Regions from separate parts of the Mus musculus genome. Here all the other regions are linked to region 1. The links are chromatin loops, found by intact Hi-C in ENCODE. Cell type or tissue: gastrocnemius. All regions are shown on one strand.

Region 1 (8,000 bases):
CAAGGAGCTGAAGGGGTCTGCAACCCTATAAGTGGAACAACAATATGAACTAACCAGTACCCCTAGAGCTCATGTCTCTAGCTGCATATGTAGCAGAAGATGGCCTAGTCGGCCATCATTGGGAAGAAAGGCCCATTGGTCTTGCAAACTTTATATGCCCCAGTACAGGGGAACGCCAGGGCTAAGAAGTGGGAGTGGGTGGGTAGGGGAGCAGGGCGGGAGAGAGAGTATAGGGAACTTTCGAGATAGCATTTGAAATGTAAATAAAGAAAAAAAAAAGTTATCTGGTGGGGCTGGAGAGAGGGCTCAGTTGAAAGTGTGCTTGTGAGGAGTTTGAATCCCAGCACCTATGCTAACTAAAAGGCTTTAGGAATGGAACCCAGTACATTAAAAAGAAAATCTTCAGAGGTAGATAATGCTCTCAGAAGCAACAGGTTATTAAACGAAAATTCCAACTGCAGGTGTTTTCCGTGGAGGCCCCAGAAGCCCTAGTATAAGTTTCCCCCATTGCTCCTCCTGGCTGGGGACTGATCTAGGGCCTCCGTACGCTGGGCATTTGCTGCCTCTGAGCTATGTTCCCAGCTCTCTCTACACAGCTTTTGATCAAAGTGATCTCAAGGTCCTCTTAGCCTGCAGCTTTGCACAGTTAGCACTGTCTTCCATCTGTGAAAACAGCACAAGCTAATAAAAACCTACTTAATAATTAGGGGAACAGTAAAACATTTTATGAGGTTGTAGTAAAAAAAAAAGTGGCCAAGGTTTGCATGGCTTGTGGCACTGAATATTTGTATAATCGTTCAGAAGAATATTATCCAGACTCTTAGGAAAACAAGAAGAAAAAGAGAACTGGAGATGTAGCTCATTTGGTGGAGTGCTTGCCTCCAGTGTGTGAGTTTCTGGGTTCTGTACCCTGCAAGTGAGCTTGGTGGCTTCCCTGAGCTGTGGGAAGTGAACCCAGAAGGTAGTTAGGGTTCTGGTTAGGGTTAGAGGTTAGGGTTAGAGTTAGGGTTAGGGTCAAGAGAAAGCGAGGGAGGGAGGGAAAGAGAAAGGGAGGGAGGGAGGGAGGGAGAGAGAGAAAGGGAGGAAGTGAGAGAGAGAGAGAGAGAGAGAGAGAGAGAGAGAGAGAGAGAGAAGAGTGTTGTGGCTCTAGTCTGTGTGTAATAATCCCTGAAGTTGGGAGACTGATTACTGTTGCCTGTTGCCATGATTAAGAAGGCAGCCTTAGCTACAGAGTGAGGCTCTGTTATAGAAAGCAAACATTCAAACATTGCTGGGCCTGATGCTGCAGGTCTATAATCTCAAACAGAAGCCAGAAGATTATGCTAAGATTCCAGGCCATCCAGGGCCTATCAGGTTTCTCTTTCAGTCTTTCCTGTCCCCTAACTTATGCTGAGACTAGTAGGTCAGTAATTCCAGCCACACAGGATCGGGAGCACTTGTGTTTCACAGTGAGTTTGTGGCTGGCCTAGAGAATGTAATGAGACCCTGATCTAAATAAAATATGCAAATAATGGCAAATATGCAAATCCGTGGTTAAGAGCACATACTGCTGCAGAGGACAGGGATTTGATTCTCAGCATCCATGTGGTGGTTTACAACAACCATAACTCCAGTTTACAGAGGCCAATACCCTCCTATGGCCATGGAGGGCACCAGGCATGTGTGTGGCATACATATGTACATTTTCTAAAAAATGAAAAAAAGCAATGAAAGATGTAAATAGTAGGCACAGTGGTTCATGCCTTTAGTCCCAACACTCAGGAGGCAGAGGCCAGCCCTGGTATACACAGTGAACTATATTCAAGTTAGCCAGAGCTACATAGTGAGACCCTGTCTCAAAATGAAATGTAAGTAAAAAGTAGGGATGAAGATAATATGCGTGTGTGTGCGCGCACACACATACACAAATAAATAAAGTAGGTAAATAATTAATAAATAAATAAAAAGGGCTGAGGATGGGGGTCTGTGATACAATACTTGCCTAGCTTGGAAGAAGTTCTAGATTTGACACTCAGAAGTACAAAACACACACACAATTTTAAAAGGACAACTCAGTGTGTTGGTTAGTTTTGTTTTTGTTTTTTTTAAATCAGCTTGACACAAAGTAGGGTCATTTGTAAAGAGGGAGTCACAATTAGGAAAATCCCTATGTCAGGTTGGCTTAGACTCAAGTCTACGGGGCATTTTCTTTGTTAATGATAAGCATAGAAGGGTCCAGTCCGTTGTGGATGCTACTACCCCTAGACAGGTGGTCCTAGGGTGCATTAAACAAGACAAAAGAAAAACAAACAGCTCCCCAAGCTGATATGTACATAAATAAATAAAGTAAGTAAATAAGTAAGTAAGTAAGTAAGTAAGTAAATAGACAATAAATAGAAAGAGCTGAGGTTGTGGTCTGTGGAAAACCAGTTTTGGAATCTGCTTTCGCCAGTGGAGTGTCACTGAGTACATCAACCACAGTCCAGGAGACCCCATGCCAAAAAGTAGCTGCTCAACAGAACAAACTCAATGGTGTTTTATGAACTTTTTCCTTAGTTTTGCTTTGTTTAGGCCTTTTTTTGTGTTATTAGTCTTTTGCCAGTTTGTTTTAAATTTTGTTTTTGTAGGGAGTTTTTGTTTCTTGATTTCTGGTTCTGGCATTCTGTTATTGTGTATAGTTTTTTTGTTTTGTTTTGTTTTGTTGTTTTTCTTTTTGTTTTGAGAGAGAATATAAAACTTAAAATTGGGTGGGGAGGGGAAAACATGATCAAAATATATCCTATGAGAAATTTTTAATTAAAAAAGGAAAAGCAGTCCAGATTTGGGGGTGCACAACTATCCCCCACTCCACCCCACCCCCACCCCCTAATACTGAGTTTCACTGTGTAGCCCTGGCTGTCCTGGAACTCACTCTGTAGACCAGGCTGGCCTTGAACTCACAGAGATCTGCCTGCCTCTGCCTCCTGAGTGTTGGTATTAAAGGTGTGTGCCACCACCGCCCCACTTGGTCCACACTTTTAATCCCGGCACTCTTTGAGATCAGTCTGGTACACAGTAAGGTCTGGGCCAACCAGAGCTACAGAGTGAGCCTGTGTCCAATATAAGAGCAGCCGTGGGGGCTGGAGAGATGGCTCAGTGGTTAAGAGCACCTACTGCTTTTCCGAAGGTCCTGAGTTCAAATCCTCGCAACCACATGGTGGCTCACAACCATCTGTAATGAGATCTGACGACCTCTTCTGGTGCATCAGGGTTAGGTTAAGACAGCTACAGTGTGCTTAGATATAATAATAAATAAATCTTTAAAAAAAAAAAGAGTGGGGCTGGTGAGATGGCTCAGCAGGTAAGAGCACCCGACTGCTCTTCCAAAGGTCCTGAGTTCAAATCCCAGCAACCACATGGTGGCTCACAACCATCTGTAATGGGATCCGGTATCCTCTTCTGGTGTGTCTGAAGACAGCTGCAGTGCACTTACATATAATAAATAAATTTTAAAAAAAAGAGCAGATGGGGGTGGGGTGGGGGTGGGAGGAGGGCGAGATGAATCAGCAGGCAAAGTTTCTTGCTGTCCAGGGTGAGGACAGCAACCCATGTGGTGGAAGAGAGCTGACTCTCACAAACTGTCCCCTGACCACTGATGGCATATGATGGCAGGCATATGATGGCATGTGTGCACAGCACCCCAACACACAAAATAAAAAAGGACATTTTTTTAAAGCCAGAGTATGATCATTAATCAAGAAACTTTTAAGTTATTTATTTTTATTTTATGTGCATTAGTGTTTCACCTGCATGTGTATCTGTGTGAGCTTCTCAGATCCCCTGGAACTGTTTTACACAGCTGGGAAATGTAATCCCAGCTTGCGGGAGGCTGAGGCAGGATTGCTAAAAGTTCAAGGCTAACCTGAAATACCTAGTAAGTTTAAGACAGCCTGTGAGACCCTGTCTCCAAAGCAAAGCAAAAATAAACAAAATGTGTTTTTAAAATCCTAAATAAATAAAAGAATGTATCTCTCCACAACCTTCTTAAAAGGATTTATTTATTTTATGCATATATGAGTACACTGTAGCTGTCTTCAGACACACCAGAAGAGGACACCGGATCCCATTATAGATGGTTGTGAGCCACCATGTTGTTGCTGGGAATTGAACTCAGGACCTCTGGAAGAGCATTCAGTAGTATTAACCACTGAACCATCTCTCCAGCACCCCCCCCCCCAAAAATGAGGATCTTTGGCTCTCTCCATTATAGTTGTATTCACAGCTCTTGGCCTCAAATTTTTAAATTTCAGGGTGATCCCGAACGTTATAGGAAGCTCAGCGTGTATCTGGCCTCTACTGGTAGTGATGCTCCCAGAATGTTCTTAGATTTTGCCTGAGGCTGGTTGGGGTGAAGAGAGAACTCTTGGATTCATTAGGAATGACCAGGCCTGGAAAGCGGACACTGGGAAGCTATACCCAAGTTTAACCACAGGAGGTCTCCCTAGACCTAATTATGATTTGAGTCAGTCTTGCATTGGGTTGTGGGAACTACCGAATTGTTCTCTTTTGGTAATCTGAACACACCTGTTTTTATTTTTAAAAAATGCTGCCGGGCGTGGTGGTGCACGCCTTTAATCCCAGCACTTGGGAGGCAGAGGCAAGCGGATTTCTGAGTTCAAGGCCAGCCTGGTCTACAAAGTGAGTTCCAGGACAGCCAGGACTACACAGAAAAACCCTGCCTCAAAAAAACAAACAACAACAACAAAAGCTAAACCTGGTTGGGCCTGGTGGCACACATCTTTAATCCCAGCACTCAGGAGGCAGAGGCAGGTGGATATGTGATTTCCAGGCCAGCCAGGGCTACAGAGTGAGTTCCAGGAGAGCCAGGGTTACACAGAGAAACCTTGTCTCAAAAAAAAAAAACAAAAAACAAAAAAACAAAAACAGAAGTTACATTGATTTATTTGTGTGTGTGTGTGTGTGTGTGTAACTACAGTAGAGAAAGTTGACAAACTATAACCTGATATTTTGGCTGAGATGCCAGTAAGAAGAGAAAAACAACATTACGTAAAATCTCAGGAAATGGGAATTATTGGATTTAAAAATGTACTGATTGGTGCCTTCACTGTAACAAATGTTAATAAAACCAGGAAACTGGAGGGTGGGGTGGGGTGGCTTGTGCCTTTAATCCCAGCAGAGGCGAGTAGGTTTCTGGGAATTTGAGGTCAGCCTGGTCTACATCCTGAGTTCCAAACTAGCCAGGGCTACACAGTGAGACCCGGTTTTCAAAACAAAACAACAAAAGCCAGAAGCGCAGGTCCTCATTAGGCTGGAGACAGACGTTAATTTCCTTTCGAGAAATGAGTTTCGGCTGACGACCCTCATCCAGCTTACTTACTGGGTTATTTCTGAGGGTGATGTGTCCTGCACCCCATAACAGGCTTCACTGCGGAATATAGCTCTGCTTTTGTGGCTTCTTGCCAGTCTTTCTGTGACTTGCTCAGCGGAGTACTTGGAGGCAGGTAAGAGAGGGCTCAGCAGAGAGCAGAGAAGAGCACGGTGCCGACTCTAGATTCCTCTTCTGAAGAGAGGGTCTTGAGTTAAGCTGGGCATAGTGGCTTACGTCTATAATCCCAGTATTTGGAAAGCCAAGGTAGGAGACCACCTCAATCTTGAGGCCCTCATACTGTTGAGCTACAATGTGAGACCCTGTATCAAAACGACAACCAGACCATGGCCCAAGCAGGAGGGCTTGAGCTTCCATCCCTAGCACAGGGTAAAAGCTGAGCAATGAGTCTATAGCTTCAGCAATGTGGGCAGGGAGAAGCGAATCGCTGGATCATCGGCCAGCAGGTCTAGTTGAATCAGTGAGCTCTGGGTTCAGTGAGAGACCCTGTCTTAAAATAAAGTGGAGAAATTGGGCAGTGGTGGCGCACGCCTTTAATCCCAGCACTTGGGAGGCAGAGGCAGGCGGATTTCTGAGTTCGAGGCCAGCCTGGTTTACAGAGTGAGTTCCAGGACAGCCAGGAGAAACCCTGTCTTGAAAAACTAAAAAAAGGAGAGGAAGACATCACCTCTGGCCTCTCCACGCACGCGCGCACACACACACATACGCACACACACACATGAATGAATGTGTGCACACACAACTCAAGATCTTCAGGCTGGAGCACAGGTAGGTTAGCATACACAGCATACAGGAGGCTCTAGGTTCAATCTCTAGCACAGACCAAGGTTGAGGTGAGACAGATAGACAGACATACAGAAAGAGACAGACAGACACATAGACACGGGGACACACACGGGGACACAAACACATGCACACACACACACACACAGGAGAGAGAGAGAGAGAGAGAGAGAGAGAGAGAGAGAGAGAGAGAGAAACCAGGCCTGCAATCCCATCTACTAGAAGCTACAAAAGAATCTGAAAAAAAAAAAAAAAGGTAAAGAGATCTGATATGGTGGCAATGTGTCTAATCCCAGCACTTTGTAAGTTCGAGGCCAGCTTAGTCTATATAGTGAGTTACATGCCAGCCAGGGCTACATAGGAAGACTTTGTCTCAGAGAAGGAATTGTACTCTGTGGCACACTACTTGCCTAGCAAGACCCTAGGTTCAGCTCTCAATATGAGGGACAGGCAGAGGAGTAAAATGGATAGAAGACCCCAGATCCATAGTCTCACCATTGGCTGTACTTATAATCAACATAGCTATTTATTTTATTTTATTTAGTACATGCAGATGGCATGAATGTAGAGGACAGAGGACAACTGTGGGAATGGGTTCTTTCCTTCTGCCATGTGGGTCCTGGGGACCAAACTTAGGATTTTAGGCTCAGCAGCAAGCACCCTCCCCTACTGAGCCATCTTGGTGCCCTGTCACTTGGGAAACTTTTAAAGCCACTTCTGCCTGGGCTCCACCTGAGACCAATTAAATCAGAATTGCCTTGGTCTGTTTCAGACATGTCCAGAGGATTCTGCTCTATAAGCAAGTCTGAACTCTAACCCTAATGTATCTGAAGTCAGCTGGGCCAGGTTTGATGGCAAGGCCTGGAAAGAAGGCAGAAGCAGGAAGACCTCTGTGATTTCCAGGCCAGCAAGGCCTATAGAATGAGACTCTGCCTCAAAGAACTAACAGTATTCCAGACCTGCTGCCACACACCTTTAATGTAGAGGAAGAGACAGGCAGAACTCTGTGAGTTCAAGACCAACCTGGACTTCAAGGTAAACTGTGAGGCCCTATCTCAATAAATAAATTAAAAAGTCAGTCCAATTCCATATAGACAGGCTGACCTTGAACTCACAGGGATTAACCCGAATGTGCCTTCAGAATGTTAGAATTAAAGGCATATGGTGCTATCCCTGGCCAGTGTAGGGTGTTCTTTACCCCCAAGAAATTGCTGGAATTGGAATATTGCCATCATTTGAGACTAAACGTCTGGCTAGTTAAGTTGCTAGGCATCAGATGGAATTGTCTTTGGGTAATAGAAATAGATTCCATTTTGGTGTTGTTTGAAAAAGGAGTTGCCTAGATGATGTCGCCTAAAGTCTGGGTAGTTGGCCTCAGATTTATTAAGCACTCTATACTCTGGTAGCGTGCCAGCATCCCAGAAACCACTCAGCCTTTGTAAACTCAGCTCAGCGTATCAATTTCCCTTAGCTGGTGTATAGAATAATGAGCCTTTGTTTGGGCAGCCGGGCCTCGGTGTCTAGCTGGCTGAATCATCAACAGTCGACATGCGGGTTAATGAATTAACACTGTTCCAAAAAGAAAAACAAAACAAGACAACCCCCCTCAAAAAAAAAAAAAAAACAACAACAAAAAACCCAAACCCACAACCATAGCTTGGAGGGGGAGGGTAGGATACCTCTGTAATTCCAGCAGTTGGAAGGTGGAAGCAGGAGGACCAGAATTTAAAGTTAGCCTGCCATGGTGGTACACACCTTTAATGCTGGCACTCAGTAGGCAGAGTTCTGTCGAGTTTGAGGCCAGACTGTACTACCTAATGAGTTCCAGGATAGCCAGGACTATACAATCAGG
Region 2 (8,000 bases), 330 kb after region 1:
TTCAAGATAAGGTTTGTCTTTGTAGCCCTCGGTGTCCTGGAACTAGCTCTGCAGACCAGGCTGACATCAAATTCACAGAGATCCACCTGCCTCTGCCTCCTGTGTGCTGGGATCAAAGGTGTGCACCACTACTGCTTGGAGATATTCATACTTTTAAATTAGACTATTCTGATTTTTTTTGTTTTATTTTGCTTTGTTCTTTGTTTTATGAGATGGTTTCACTCTATAGCCCAAGCTGACCTCGTTTCTGTGTATGTCTCCTGCCTCATACTGCTGGCATGTTGTTGGGTTAATATATCCTTGTCTGTTTCCAGGCAACTAAAGTGCCAACAGTTGAGTCACGATGGGATCCCAGCAAGCTGAGGGGCTTCTGCCCAGCACAGGGAACTTCCCATGACAGAAGTAAATTCTGTAGAGGCAATGGGGGTTGATCCAGGACCTCACCCAGGCTAAACGAGTGTTCTACCACCAAGCTGTATGCCCAGACTTCTTTTTACCTTTTATTTTGAAACAAGGTCTCACTATGAACCAGTCATCTTTCTACCTCTCTTTCTCAAGTAGCTGGAATCACAAGCCTGGCACAAAGCTGCTGAAACAACTAAAACTTATTGACACACAAGTGTATTGGGTAGAGCATTAATCCTCCACTAGATTGTATTCCTATAGTACTTGAGTCAAGCAATGATAGCTTGAGTCCAGGGCTTTTTTCTTTATGATACAGGATTTCATTATGTAAACCAGGCTAACTTCATATTATAATTCCTTTGCCTGAGCCCCGGGCCTCCCTGGCATTGGAGCTACAGGCATGTCCCACCACAGCTGACTCTGCTTTGTTTGATTGTTTATTGTTAAGGTGGCTTTTGAAAGTGGGTCTAACATAGGCCAGCTTAGCTTTGAACTCCCCAGGAAGCCAAAGCTTACCAAACTGCTTATCTTCCTGCCTCCACTTCCCAGGCACTTGTGCTAGGAATCAAACCCTGCATTCATGCATGTCAGACAAATACTCTACCAAATCTTTAATTACAGTTCTTAGTCACTATACAGATAAATACCATAAAACTCATTTATAGATCAGGTAGGCACATGAACTATATAGTTCAAAACCAGGACAAAGTTTATAGTAGAAACTTTAGATGGTTCAGCTATCTATTTAAATCCAAGTGAATTAGTAATTACAAGTGTGTTAGAGTCTGTATATGTGCTTTGATTATTCATAGGGTTATATGATGTAAGTATTAGCTCCCAAAATGAGAGGTCATTTTATAATGCAAAGACACTGATCTGGATGTAGGATTATTTAAAGCATAAATATTTTCTCAGGGATACCAGCCACATGGTTGGTGTGCTGGAGTTCTAAAGACAGTAACAATGAAAAAAAGAAGCAACAAATGATGGTTGTCTGGATTAGACTTGGTTAGAAGCATAGACCTTCCAGAGTGCTGAAATAAATCCCAATGAGTAGATAAAAGCCTGACTTTCCTATTAGATTGGCTAGGAAAATCAGAGAGAAAGAGACACCGAAATGTGTATATAAAGAAAATGCACTTAGCCAGAATATATCTTTAGTGTTTGAAGCAGAAACTAAAAACTGATGCCTCTTATTTTCTTAAAGAAAAATGAAACATCAGATATGAAAATATAACAAAGGTTTGGAATAGCTATTAAGGTGAATAAAGAAGTCTAACAGAACTGTGATGGATTTAGGCCTGGGAAGCCATATTCTAAATGTACGACCGTACAGATTTCCCAAGAAGGATCCACTCCAAGTCTAGGAATAACAGGCCTCTCTGATGGATAAAAAAGGACACCAAGATAGAAAGGAACTGGCAAGGGAATGTTTGAAAGCTATGGTGAGTCTATGTGCGTGTGTGTGTGTGTGTGTGTGTGTGTGTGTGTGTGTGTGTGTGTGTATGTGTGTGTGTGTAGCATAGGTGCATACAATACAGATAAGAATGTGTGGAGGTCAGGACACTTCCTTGGAAATGTGTTCTCTTCTTTCACTATGTGGGCCCCAGGGATTAACTTGAGGTTGTAGGCTTGTCTTCACCTGGTGAGGAGGCAGCTCACTGACCCTCTTCTCTCCCTCTCTGCATGCTTGGGGTAGACTCTATAGTGGTTCTCAACCTTCCTAATGCTGTAACCTCTTATAGAATTCCTCATTTTATAGTGACCCCCAACTAGAAAATTATCTCATTTTACCTCATAACTATAATTTTGCTACATTGTATGCTAGGAAACATAATATAAATATCTGATACACAGAATATTTGATATATGACCCCATATGAAGGGGTCACAACCCACAGGTTGAGAACTACTGCTCTTGCGCCTCCTGCATGTTAGGCAAGGACTCTCTGAGCCTCATCCCTGCCTCTGTTTACACTGCACCTTGCTAAGGTTGCCTGGGCTGCTCTTGCCATGGTCCTTTTGCCTCAGCCTTCCCAGTAGCTGGGATTCTAGCTATGTATCCTGAAACCTAGCTCCCTTTTCATAATCTTTTCAAAGTAAACATTGTCTGCCCATTTTAATGAAGAAAGCATTCAAAATCCAAAACAAAAGATGGGGGAACAGAGAACCTAAGACCAAGAGAAGTTAAATACAACAAATGTTTGATAGCTGCCTGCCAGGTAGAATTAGGAGTCCTCACAATTTCTAGGTTGTAAAATAAGCAAATCAGATTTGGGGAAAGTTAACGTCTCTACATAGCGTCTATTACAGGATGGGTAATATACTATTCTATCCAAACTGCTAAAGAACCAGACAGGCTGTCATTGCTACCACAGTTCTTTCTTTTTGTGTTTCATTCTTGAGTTTTGTGCACCACTCCCTGCTGACTTTTAAAACTTTAAACCTTCCTCTGAGTTATTTAACTCAACTTCCACCCACTGCTCACCTGACCTTTCTCACAGTTTGCAGTCTCCTAAGCAAAACTACCTATTTGCCTGGAAATATGGATAATATTACACACACGTACATAGTTGGCCCTTCTGTCTGTCCCTATGCTGTCCAATGTGGTAGAGATTAGTGTCACAGAGCAACATATGGCTAAATATTCTTGATCTGCCTTTTCCTGGAAACGGCAACTATGCCTTTGTTTCCAAAGGCTATTACTGACCACCTTGCAACCATGTCTTACTTCAGAGGGTTGTTATGACCAACTTATGTTCACTTTCCGCTGCTATTAACACTGTTTATATGCCAAATCCCCCATTTGGAAACCAATACTCCTGAACTATAAAAATCCTTATTTTCCCCATGTCCAGTGCTGATCTCTTGAACACTGCCTTTTGGGAGAAATAGTCCGTGTAAACGAATAATAATAATAAAAAGTTTGCTTTAATTAATCTGGCCATGATTTGGGTCAGTGGTCTTCCACTTCGAATCCATGAGATTAACAATAGCTTCAGAGTAGAGCGCTTTGCTCACCATGCACAACGTGCATGCACCGCAATACCAATAAATAAAAATACTTTTGAATCCATCTTTAGAATTCTTTTCCTTTTCCAAGCTGGGCTCAACAATTCGAAGACGGATATTTAAAATGTATAGTGTGAGGCCTGTTCTCCATTTTTTTCACGCTAGGGTAGCGTATCAATGCCACCTCTAAGAGGAGGTGTTGCCAGCGACTAAAATTCTGGGTTCTATCTTGGCTTCTTCCAAAGGTTTGCAGAGTAGGCAAGGCAGGCAGCAGCCACGGGGCGGAAGACAATTTATGAAGTAGCTAGGGGGAGGCCGACCGTGGGGTAAGATGATAAGATGCTTTTCAGTAGAGCCATTAAGAACTACACTCCTCTGCACCGTCCTAGAAGGAGTCGAGACTTACCTGGAGCTCGTCTCGCTCACCTCGCAGGTCTCCAAGCCAGAACAAGGAACACGCTTCGCGCGCGCCACCTACTCCTTCCGGGTTTCCTGAAAAACTAGTTCCGGATCAGAAACTACGAAGCGCAGTCATCCTTCTTCTTGTCACACCCACAGAGCCCGAACCGAGAAAGCCGAACCGAAATCCCGCGAGGAACCTCCCGGTGGCCGAAAGGAGGGGGTGGGGGTGGGGGAACGTTTCTCTTTTGGAGGCGGGCTCCTTAAAGGAGCCGGACCGGAAGTGACGCGAGCGAGTTCCGGTTGGCTGGAGCCCAGCGGCGGGTGTGAGAGTCGGTGTTGTGAGCCGCTTCCAGGATCCTGCGATCCGGAGAAGCCGGGGTCTGAGCGGGTAGGTGAGCGAAAGCGGGGAGTCCGGAGCCCAAGCCGAGCTTTCCCACAGCTCGGCCGCTTCCGCAGCTCCCGCACTTGGGTGATGCAGACGCAGAACACGCTGGTTTCCACTTGAGATGGCTCAGGTCACTGCTGACTGGCTGTGTCAGCTGGCGGTGGCCAGGTTATGTGGGACACCTCTCCGCGCTTGGTTACCGGGACATTGAACCCAGACACTCGCGACAGTTCGTTCCAGACCTGGAAGCCGGCTTTGGCTTTCTCAGAGAACCTCACTCCCGAGCTGTCCAGAGCCTTGGGTTAAATGAAGAGGGTCTTCGCTGCTGCTGATTCTCAGGACCTTTCAATGGGTTTTTCTCCTCCCGGGCCACTAGCGCAGTATGCTAAGTATATCTCCGAGAAACGAAGGTATTCGGGTGTACCGACAGTGCAGAGTAGTCAAAGGAAGGGGTCATTACCTCTCAGAGTTATTGCTGTGGACCCACTCAGCTTTTCCTAGGACTGTCATTTAAAAAAAAAAAAAAAAAAAAAAAAAAGAGGGCTCTCCGCTTTTTCCAAAACCTTGATCCCCAACATTTTTATTTCCCCGCAGTGGAAGTACTTGCAGCAAGATAGGGACTTAAAGGTCTTTACGATTCCAAACAGTGTATGGGCTTAGCGGGTTAGGCAGCTATGGGTTGCTTATGACCTCCAGTTGATTTTATGTAAACATCTTTTGCTTTTCTACTCCAGCAAAGAATCCAGGAATGCATAGATCGGCTGTGTATGTGTCTATTGGCAATGTCATTCCTTACCTTTCAGTTCTTTCTTGACGCTTGTGAGAGGTTTCGTAGACAGATTGATCATTTAGAGAACCTTTTCCAGTGTTTCTCTTGGCCTAATGAAGAATTTAATTCCAACTGTTTTAGTTCATTTTTTGAGATGGGGTTTCTCTGTGTAGCCCCGGCTGTTCTGGAACTTGCTCTGTAGACCAGGTCCACCTGCCTCTGCCTCCCGAGTGCTGGGTCCGGCTATATTCCAGCTGTTATTGTCTGAGAATTGTGTTGTCCTTGGGTCTGATTTTAGGGAAGAAGCTTATTTACTACGCTGTATTTTTGTATTGGAGGTGATGTTTTTGTTGACCTTTGGGAGAAAGATGCTGGCGTACCAGACACATGATCAGTTGGAGTAGATGCAAAGTGATTCTGAAGTGGGAATCTCTTCTGCTTAACTTATTTGCCTAGGTTATCTAAAACACAGATGCATTTTAAGGGGTTTATCCTTGGATACATTTAACAATACAATTAAATCCCTGAGGCACGCATTCCAGAAGAAAATAGCCACATATCTGAACTAAGCTGGCAAATGGTTTGGTGCTGTTTCCCAATTTACCTACAGCTAGTTTAAATCTGTTTGTTTCCTATTGTTTTTAGTTTTGAGTTCTTGAACTGTTTTACACTTGTCAGTTTTGTTTTGTTTTGGGTTTGTTTATTTGTTTGTTTGTTTTGTTTTTTTGAGGCAGGGTTTCTCTGTAGCCCTGGCTGTTCTGGAAGACAGCCTGCTCTGTAGACCAGGCTGGCCTTGAACCCAGCTAAATCCTTTCTTATCTGCTGTTTGGTGTGTTATCCCTGGTTTGTTTGCTTGCTTGCTTTTTGTAGTTGTTTTTTTACTTTTCCAACAATTTTTTTCTTCTTTCTTTTTTCTGTTTGTTTGTTTGTTTGTTTGTTTGTTGTTGTTTTGAGACAGGGTTACTCTGTGTAGCCCCTGGTGTCCAGGAACTCACTCTGTAGACCAGGCTGGCCTCAAACTAGAAATCCGCCTGTCTCTGCTCCCAAGTGCTGGGATTAAAGGCATGCGCCACCATGCCCGGCTTCCAACAATTTCTTAATGTTGGCTCAAATCACTACTTTTTAGGACTTCTAAGGTCATTACAACTCATTTTATTTTTGAGTCAGGGTCTTATTATATAGCTCTGAGTAGCCTCAAAGTCACAAGAGATCCACCTGCCTCTGCCTCTTGAGAACTGAGATTAAAGGCCACTGTACTCGGAAAGATAATTTATTTTTAAATCAGATGACCTGGATTAAAGTCTGAGCTCCAGCACTTACTGAGTGATGATTGGCAAGTTACCCGGCATTCAGAGCTGCTCTAGATTGTGTTGATAAAAGGACTCACTTTATTTCATATGACTGTCATTGTGTCTAGTGAGATGGTATTTGTGAAATCACTTTTTGTTTAGAGAGCTAGAAATACGTAACTGTAGAATATGTTACTTTGAAGTATTGCAAAACTTGCTGATTTATATCATGTTTTTTATTAACCTGAATATATTATTACCCATATTTATAGTGATAGTTTTTGCCCTACTTTTGAACACAAGAAAGCCAGCCAAGAGTGGCCTGAAATTAGTCATCTTAGTTAATAAGTGACTAGAAGATGAGCATAGCTATGCATTTAAGAGTTTAAGTCTGACTTTTCTCAGCAATGTATTATCAGTTGAAAATTCCCAAGTACAGAAGACGTTTTTGTTCTGGCAGAACACCAATGAACATAAATTAAAAATTAGTCAAGTATAATTAACTAATCATTAGAAGTTGTCTACTTTTGCTTACATTTAGTAAGAATCATTATTTACTGAAACCAACATTTTTGAATTGTAGTTACGTCTTGTGAATCCATGGTAGCACCTTCTAGTTTAATAGAGGGGAACCTTAGGACCCAGAAACAATCAGTAATTGGCTGGCCTGAGGACTTCTAAAGTAGGCAGAGCCAGAGCCTGACCTAGGCTGAGTTCCTAAGTGTTCTTTCCATTCTTATGAAGTTGTCCTCAGGCATCCTGATAAGCTTTAGCAATAGCCTAGTTTATGTAATACTGTTTGCTTTGTATGAAAGAGGGTTGTGTGTTGTATGTTTGTGCTACCCTCCCTTCTTTAGTCTTGTAAATTGTAGAGACACTAACTTCTTAGTGAGAGTCACAGGAAAAGAAAGCCATGGTGTTTGGAAGACTGGGATAGGAGCGTATTGCGCTCAAAGCCAGTCTGGATGTACTGGATAGTAAGACCCTGTCAGAGGAAAAGATTAAAAGTCTTCAGTAGGATGTAGTAAGGAAAGAAAATTACTTATATTTTCCAGAATATTCTCAGTCCACAATCACATTCTATCAGGTATTGTGAAATGTCACTTAGTAGTAGTGACAGAGTTCCTGTAACATATCTCTTATTGAGTGTTACTGATATATAGGAGAAACCTGTATTCATTTTTTCCCTCTTGAGATAAAGAACTTTTTGAACGACTGTAAATCTGATATTCTATTTTATTAATTTTTCATCTTCAGGGTCATTTCTGTAACTGCCATTCTAGGTAAAAATCCATTATAGAAGAAGGAGTGATGTGTTTTCAACCTTTACTTCCACTAACTTCACAGAACCCATTTAGTTTCTCCTCTGCTGGGTATTACAGTGCAAGCTCTGCTCGAGGCTCCTAAGTGCTATGGATGGAAGTGAACTCTAGACTAGCAAACCTGAGAAACCAGAAGCGGTGAAGCAATCATAACTTCACTGTGTAGTTCTGATAGCTAATAATCTGCTTTCACATAGACATGGGGGATTTTCTAGAGTGAAGTTGTTAGGAGATACTGCTCAGAATTGAACTGTTGTGTCAACTGTTGTGAGCGCAACTGCTGGCTGTACCCCAACACCTAGACTGCTCTCTCCTTCTCCTAGCTGGCCCGGAACTCCTGATATAGAGCAGGCTGGCCTGAAAGGTACAGAAATCTACCTGCCTCCAGAGTGCTGCGTTGAAAGGGGTGAATTGTC
Region 3 (8,000 bases), 440 kb after region 1:
CGCCCTGGGACTAGAGTTACAGATGGCAGTGCACTGCTATGTAAATGCTTAAGAATGGAAAGTGGACACCCTTTGGAAGGGCCAGTGCTCTCAACTGCTGACCTATCTCTCCAGCCCTCCAGTTTTTAGATTGTATTACTAACTCAGGTCAAAGGACAATTTACAGAGCTCATTTCTTTCCTTCTACCCTGAAGGTTGAGAGGACTGAACTCGGATGGTGAGGCTTGGCAGCAGTGACCTTACCTGCTGAAATACATCACTGGTCTGTTTGGTTTTGAGATATGATCTCGTGTCCCAGCCTGGCCTGGAATTCTCTATGTAGCCAAGATGACCCTGAACTTCTGACTCTCCTGCCTTGCCCTCCAGAGTGCTAGGAGTGCAGATATATACTACTGTGCTCACTTTATGCAGTGCTGGCTGTTGATCCTAGGGTTTCAAGCATGCTAGGCACGTGCTCCACTATTTTAGCCACATTTCCAGCCATAGAGTTTTGTTTTTTTTTTTTTGTTGTTGTTTATTTAACATAGGGCTTCATGTAGCCCAGGCTGGACCTGAACTTGCTATTTAGCTGAGGCTGGTCTTGAACTTCTCTGATCCTCCTGCCTTCGCTTCCCAAGTGCTGGATCACTGACATGCACCACCAACCAAAAGTGATTTCTAATTCTCCTTGTGAGGCTGGAGAGAACTCAGCAGTTGGGGCACTTGCTGCACAATCCCGAGGACCAGGTTTCACTGTGTCCCAGTCATCTGAGAGCTGTACATGCCTTCGGATGCTAGAGACCTAAGTCCATCTTGTTTAGTAAGTGTGGAGTGTCTTGTGGGCCAGGCACAGGCTTGGCAGCACAGAGTGTACCAAGCGATGAACCTCTTCCTGGCAGGGGCCGGCTTACAATCATTTCTGTAATACCCTCTCAGCACACTGTCTTTCCTCACAGGTGTGCGGTGGGCGTTAGTTGAGTACAGCTCACATCCTGCTCTTTCACACAGATCTCAGAAGTCCAGCTGAAGTAATGGCCTCTTTCTTCCAAAGAGGAAATTCCATATATTGTCCCATATATTGTCTTATGTCATGGTTTTTTGGTTTTTTTGTTTTTGTTTTGAGACAGGGTTTTTCTGTGGGTTGACTATCCTGGAGCTTTTCTGTAGATGTGGCTGGCTTGCCTCTGCCTCCCAGGTGCTGTGGTGAGAGTTGGGGCCCAGCCCGTGTTTCTTTCTATCTTGTCCCCATACCTTCTCACCTAGTAACAAAGGTTTGTTCACACGTAACAGTTCCCAGGACTTTGCTTTAGATCAACTGTTTCCCACATCTCTCATTTAAAATCCAATTCAAAAGCATATGTCTAATTTTAAATTTTTAAGAAGCAGACAAAGTTAATATTACCAGCCTACTATCTATACAATTATAATTATTTACTATATTAATATATCAGCCTGGCAGTGGTGGTGCACACCTTTAATTTCAGCACTTGGGAGGCAGAAGCAGGTGGATCTCTGAATTTAAGGCCAGCCTGGTCTACAGAGTGAGTTCCAGGACAGCTAGAACTACATTGTATTCATGTAGTCTTTTTGCCTTGTAGCACTGGGGATCAAGTCCTGGGCCTTACAGACACTAGCCAAGCGCTTGACCACTGAGCTATAATATCATTACCATATTGTCTTGGAGGTCTGATGTATACTCTACATTCATAGCACTAAGCGCGTGTGGGCGATGGTCATGTTTTTGGATGACATGGGTACAGAATCTTTCATTTTTTTTTGTACCCCTTCAATACTTAAAATCAAGTAGAACAAGAAGCCATAGAAACATCGGTTACAATGACTTCATTGACAGGGGAGAAACTATGACAAAGCAGCATACATGCCAAGCAGATACATCATTTGAATCTTTAAAATATTTTAAAGTAATTTCTTAGTTTCTGTTTTATTTTAAGATTTATTTATGTATGAGTGCTCTATCTGCATGTATACCTGCATACCAGAAGAGGACATCAGATCTCATTACAGATGGTTGTGAGCCACCGTGTGGTTGCTGAGAATTAAATTCAGGACCTCTGGAGGAGCAGCCTGTGCTCTAACCACTGAGCCATTGCTCCAGCTCTCCCGCCCCCTCTGTTTTGTTTTAGACAGGATCTTGACTAAAGCCCAGGTGTCCTCTTACTTCTCCATGTTCCTGTTCCCACTCTCCTGAGGCTCTTTCTTTTAAAACTATTCTTATAACCTAGTTATAGAATTTGCCATTAGGCTAAAGCCAGTAATTAAAAAACCAGGCAGCCAGGCAGTGGTGGCGCATGCCTGCAATCCCAGCACTTGGGAGGCAGAGGCAGGTGGATTTCTGAGTTCAAGGCCAGCCTGGTCTACAGAGTGAGTTCCAGGACTGCACAGAGAAACCCTGTCTCGAAAAACCAAAAACAAAAAAAAAAAAAAACAAACAAAAAAACACCAGGCACGGTGGCATACACTTTTGATCCCAGCACTTGGGAAGCAGAGACAGGAGGAGGTTGGTGATTTTGAGGCCAGCTAGGGCTACTTAGTAAGGCCCTGTCTGAAAAACAAACAAAACAACAAACAAATTACTTTTGAAATGCTGTAAGTTGTATGTTTGGCGGTGGTGGCAGCAGCAGTGGGGAGGAGGGTGGGGGCCATCACCTTTCTCTTTTTTTGTTTCCGTAGCTTGAATTCCCAATTCCCTGTTTTCTTCCACGTTGAACTAACAGTTTCTCAGAAACTAGAAACATCTGTATAGTTTATCTTAGCTCCTTGTGCAATCACCACTGCTTGCGGACTAGGAGTCCTCTGTTTCTAAAGCTAAGCCCACATCTTCCAAGACATGTCAGGGTTCAGGAGCAGGAAATTATTAAATAAAAATTTAAAATTTTTTTTCATTCACATTCCTAAACACCACTGCCCCCCAAGAAAAATTTATTTTTGATTGATGAGGGACAAGGCAGTGTCTTTTAAGTGTCTTAAAAATTGACAAGTCGGCTGATAAAACCATATTTGGTAAGAAGATGGCAGAAGAAGAGAGGGTGGATTGCCAGCTGTGGACTCATGGGGAGGCACAGTGGGAGAGACATATGGAGCATGTTTTAAAACAAAACGTTGGACGAGAATTCAAGCGAGTGATAAACATGGTGGCCAGAAGAGGAATCGCTGGTATGCATGCTGCGAAGCCATCCCGAGTCAGAGCAGACATTGCAACATTCAAAGGCCAGGCCAGCAAGCCCTACTGTTGTTCTTTCTGGAACTACATTCTTTTCCATTAAAAGGTGGGGGGGGGGGGAGTTGTGTATATAAACAATCAAAAGCGGTAATTAGGAAGCCAGAATCGTAGCTTCATACAACCAAGGAAACCCTGCATTGCAAGCATTCCATCCCCCTGCAGTACTGAGCCAGCATCCATAACTCCTCACTGGATGCCTCGAAGAAGTCGCTGGACTGGCTGAGAGCAGGAAGTGAGGGGGGAGGGAGGAATGAAAGAAAGGCTTTACAAATGATGGACCTGTCACTGCTGTGGGGAAGGGGAGTCCAAAGCTGGAAGGGAGGCAGAGTGCAGGAAAGAGATGGCTTCTGTAGTTTAAAGAAAAAGGTCGGCTCACACCACACTCCCTGCCCTGGGGTGCATCCTCGCCCGCCCGGAGTCCAGGCTGGTGCACCTGCCTAAGCCTCCTGAAGGCAGGTGTGTGCTGCCATGCTTGGCTTCAAAATTACATTTCAGGTGTTTTCTGTATCTACCCAGGGGTTTGGACTTCTGTTTTCTGCCTGGTAGGTACATTTCGCATCTTAAATTCTGAAGCTTTAACTTGGGCTTCCTGTGAATCGTGTTGGTTTGCTTTGGTTTGACGAGGGCAGGGGCATCACAATATATTGCCAGGGTTGACTTCAGTCCAGGACTCAACTGATTTCCCCTGATCTAGCCTCCTCTACAGCTGGAGGTATAGGAGGCATAAGCACACGTCTCCACATCTGGTCCCCAATGTTAATTTGTGTAAAAACTGCAACTCTAATAAAAAAAAAAGTCATAAAAATTCTTAAAACACTATTTTCCATGTAAATGTTTAAAACAAGCTTTAGATATTTTGGTATTCACATATGTCAACTAATTGAGTCCTTGGGAAAAAAGAAAAAGGTCACACACAAGGATGTGGCCTGGGTGCCCGTTGGAGTTTCAAATAGTCACCTGCTGTTGATTACAGGGCTTTCAAATAAAAATACCTTCACCCCATTTGTACCTCATGAATTCCTGTCTCAAATGTCAAGTGATTTCAACTTCTGACTTCTCTCGTGTGCATTCCTTCTGGCAAGATTTTCCTGAGTCAGCTTGCCCCCAGCGAGGTCATGCAGCCACGGGTCTGCCTTAGCCTTGGTATCAACTGGGAAGTTAAGGCCTTGGATGTGTCCAGGGCTGAACGGGTTTGTCTTGTGAGAATTATGATCTAATTATTTCTCAAGTATATTTAACAGAATGCAGCCAGTGGGGTGTGCCTTCTAGCAGCTGAACAGACCACTGTCTACATTCTTTCGAAATAAGATATGGTCCAGTATTTTAAACCATGGCAACAGTCGATAAGAAAAACAGCGAAACGGTAATCATTTCCATATGGAGAGAAAGCAGGGAGCTGTCGCTTTGGTTTTTTTTTTTTTTTTTTTTTCCCATGCAACAATAAGTCAGGACTGGTAGACTGGGTAGAAATAGCCAGTGCTTCTATTTTGCTCTTATTTTATATTGTTTGATACACTGTTCCCCTCACACTTACTGTCACATTTTATGCAGCTGTGGTTCCTGTGTCTTTCTTTGTTAATTCCACCTTTTTGTTTTGTTTTTCAAGACAGGGTTTCTTTGCTTCCCTGGCTGTCCTAGAACTCACTCTGTAGACCAGGCTGTCCTGGAACTCACAGCAATTTGCCTCTGCTTCTCTGCCGCTGCTCTGCCTGTGGGATTAAAGTTGCGTGACACCACCACCTGGCTGTGAGATTCTTACTGAAGGGCTGACAGGATGGCTAACCTGGCAAAGGTGCCCTCCATGAAGTCTTATGAGCTGACCGTGGGCCTCTGGACACAGAGTCAACTCCTCCAAGATAGCACAAGCATGCCCATGCATGTACACACACTCACTCACTCACACAAACAGATATAATTCAAATTTGCCACAAAGCATGTAAACTTCCTTCTATAGCAGCTCAAAACCTAGTAGTCTTGCTGGGCAGTGGTGATAAACTTCTTTAATCCCAGCACTCAAAAGGCAGAGACAGGCAGCTCTCTTGAGTTCTGAGTTAGAAGTCAGCCTAGTCTATAGACAAAGTTCCAGGACAGCTAAAGCTACACAGAGAAACACTGTCTCAAAAAAAATAAAATAAAATAAAATAAAAAGTCATGGTGACACACACCTTTGATCCCAGCATACAGGAGGCAGAGGCAGGTGGATCTCTGTGTGTTTGCAGCCTAGTCTACAAAGTGAGTACCGGGACAGTCAGGGCTTTGCAGAGAAACCGAGTCTCAATCAATCAATCAATCAACCCCACCCCCACCCCCACCCCCTCCAAAAGGTACACAATTATCACATTTACCTGTTACTTTAAAAAAAAAAAAAAAAAGCTGGGTATGGTAGCCCAACCTTCAATCCCAACACTCAGGAGGCAGAGGCAGTTGGATCTCTTGAGTTTGAGATCAATCTGATCTACAGTTCAAGGCTAGCCAGGACTGCAGAGTGAGACCCTGTCTCAAAATAAATATTTCACTAATGTGTGTGGGGGCATGCACACACATACCACGGCACAATTGTGATCAGAGGAGTAGCTTCTCTTTGCCCATCACGTAGGTCCAGGGAGGAGTCTCAGTTGTCAGGCTTGGCAGCAAGTGCTTTTACCTGATGAGCCATGTCTCCAGCACCTGGCTCTGGTGTCTGAGACAAGGTCTTGCCGTGTGTATACCCTGTCTGACCTGGAGCTTGGTGTGTGCTCAAGGCTGCCCATTGCTCCTGATCCTCTTACCTCCCTCTCCCAAGAACTAGGATTCCAGCCATTTGCCACACCTTCTGCATTTCTTCTTTCCTTTCCCTTCCCCTTCTCTCTCCCTCTCCCTCTCCCTCTCTTTTTTTCTTTTTTCCTAGAACTCCAAACTGAACAGATCCTCCTGCCCCAGTCACCTGAGTGCTTCAGTCCAGGGCACAGCTGCACCTGGCCTTTTTAAAAATGGCTACATAGAGGATCTCACTGTCTTCAGAACCGATGGCCACAGTGTAGTATTTGACAACATCTCCCTCTTGTGGTTCAGAGCAATCATTTTCAAAGGCAAATATATTTACAGAATTGTAATTCTCAGACCCAAGTAGAGTGGTTCACTTCATTGCTTAACAAGTACAGTGCTTGCCGGGCATGGTGGAGCGCACCTTTAATCCAAGCATTTGGGAGGCAGAGGCAGGCAAATTTCTGAGTCGAGGCCAGCCTGGTCTACAGAGTAAGTTCCAGGACAGCCAGGGCTACACAGAGAAACCCTGTTTCAAAAAAGCAAAGAAAAAAACAAAAAACCAAGTACAGTGCTTACCACTTTGGAAGCTGATGCTGAGGCTGGAGTATCACAGCAAGTTCCAGGCCATCTTGGACTACAGAGACCCTGTCTAAAAAACAGAAACAAACAAAAAACCACTCTGGAGCCCGAGAGATGGCTCAGGGGTGGCCTGCTTACTCTACTTGTAGAGGGTCAGAACCCACTTGCATCTCCAGCTCCAAAGCATCTATGTTCCCTCTGGCCTCCATGGGTAGCTTCATACATGTCCACATGCACACATGAACAGACACGCATACACACACACACACACACACACACACATATATATATATACACACATACACACACACACACCACACACACACACAAATAAAAAGAAATCTTTTTTTAAAGTGCACACACACTCAAAAGTCTATGTTGCTTTCATTTGAACTGTGGAAGTTTAGAACATGTTTAGTAAATCTTTTTCATTGTAAAGAGGGAAGATTTAGAAACCTGGAGTGCAACAGAACATTCCTCTCCTTGGACTCTTACAGCCGATGTCTGCCGAGTTCCTTTAAACCAGACTCCAAGGTGCAGAGTCTCCCTGGAGGCCGAGTCAGGATCTTGAGCCCAACAGTTTGAGACCCCATCTCAACAGAAGGTGTTCTTTCTTTCTTTTTTTTTCTTTTTAAAGATTGATGTATTTGTTTGTTTTATATGAATACACTGTTACTTTCTTTACACACCCCAGAAGAGGGCATCACAGCCCATTACTGATGGTTGTGAGCCACCATGTGGTTGCTGGGAATTGAACTCAGGACCTCTGGAAGAGCAGCCAGTGCTCTTAACCACCGAGCCATCTCTCCAGTCCCCAAACCATGTTCTTTATAGAAGCATTGCTTTTTTTTTCTGTCCACAGACATGAAGTGTTTCTTCATGTCTGTGGACAGAGCACCTGAACTAGAATCAGCATTCTACTTTATTACTTAACAGACTGAACCTGAAAGCAGATATTTGTATTTATTTATCTAGCCTGAGACAGTGTCTCATGTCGTCCAGGTTGGCCTGGAACTTTCAGTGTAGTCAAGGACGACCTGAGCCCCTGACTCCTGCTCCTGACTCCAGAGAGCTCGGTCACAGGCAAGCACCACTGAGCACAGCTCAGTTTTGAAAATATTTTAGTCCAAAAATCCTGTAAAGAGCTTTTCCTCTTGGCTTAGGGTCCAAGACTACCATAACTGGCAACAACTTGCTCCAACAATGCAAAGCTGTCCAAAAAGTCTTCCTCCTCCATTCCAAATTTTGTGTACTGATGGATAAAGGCTCTGGGGAGAAAGCAGAAAATGTGAACCAAGTATTCCAGGCAAATGAGAAACGAAAGTAATAAACAGACTTCGGAGGAGCACTCAAAGCTCACATAGCCACTTAGGGTCCTTGTCACATGTGGACCACTTGTTTATTCTGAATTAATAAATGTTAGCAAACGTTAGCTGTCAGCAAGCTGCCTCTGCTT

What was found. Hi-C counts contacts between places; a loop is a spot of excess contacts. Peaks named below come from ENCODE experiments on the same cell type or tissue, not always from the same donor. Only the 100,000 strongest peaks of a DNase experiment are listed, where the experiment ranks them.
Region 2: a loop joins it to region 1, with 2.4 times the contacts of the local background. A loop is called at or near these places in 4 of 42 quality-filtered maps.
Region 3: a loop joins it to region 1, with 2.6 times the contacts of the local background. A loop is called at or near these places in 21 of 42 quality-filtered maps.

Annotation. Positions count from the first base shown.
Region 1 is chr11:87,007,147-87,015,146 of GRCm38, reverse strand. No RefSeq gene overlaps it. Among named protein-coding and RNA genes, the nearest start is that of Ypel2, 17 kb to the right of the region's middle. In gastrocnemius, a CTCF peak has its summit at 4,437; a DNase peak (open chromatin) is centred at 4,418; H3K27ac peaks cover 38 bases.
Region 2 is chr11:86,679,947-86,687,946 of GRCm38, reverse strand. It overlaps Vmp1 (vacuole membrane protein 1), which reads left to right and starts at 4,111. Exons shown (of 12, transcript NM_029478.6): 1 at 4,111-4,207. Ptrh2 (peptidyl-tRNA hydrolase 2) reads right to left here and starts at 3,873. Exons shown (of 2, transcript NM_001098810.3): 1 at 3,824-3,873. In gastrocnemius, no CTCF peak of the experiment used is centred here; a DNase peak (open chromatin) is centred at 4,081; H3K4me3 peaks cover 3,545 bases; H3K27ac peaks cover 4,745 bases.
Region 3 is chr11:86,566,849-86,574,848 of GRCm38, reverse strand. It overlaps Tubd1 (tubulin, delta 1), which reads right to left. Exons shown (of 9, transcript NM_019756.3): 9 at 7,489-7,812. The coding sequence ends at 7,704. Among named protein-coding and RNA genes, the nearest start is that of Mir21a, 13 kb to the left of the region's middle. In gastrocnemius, a CTCF peak has its summit at 6,258 (motif pointing left); DNase peaks (open chromatin) are centred at 3,083 and 3,510; H3K27ac peaks cover 5,075 bases.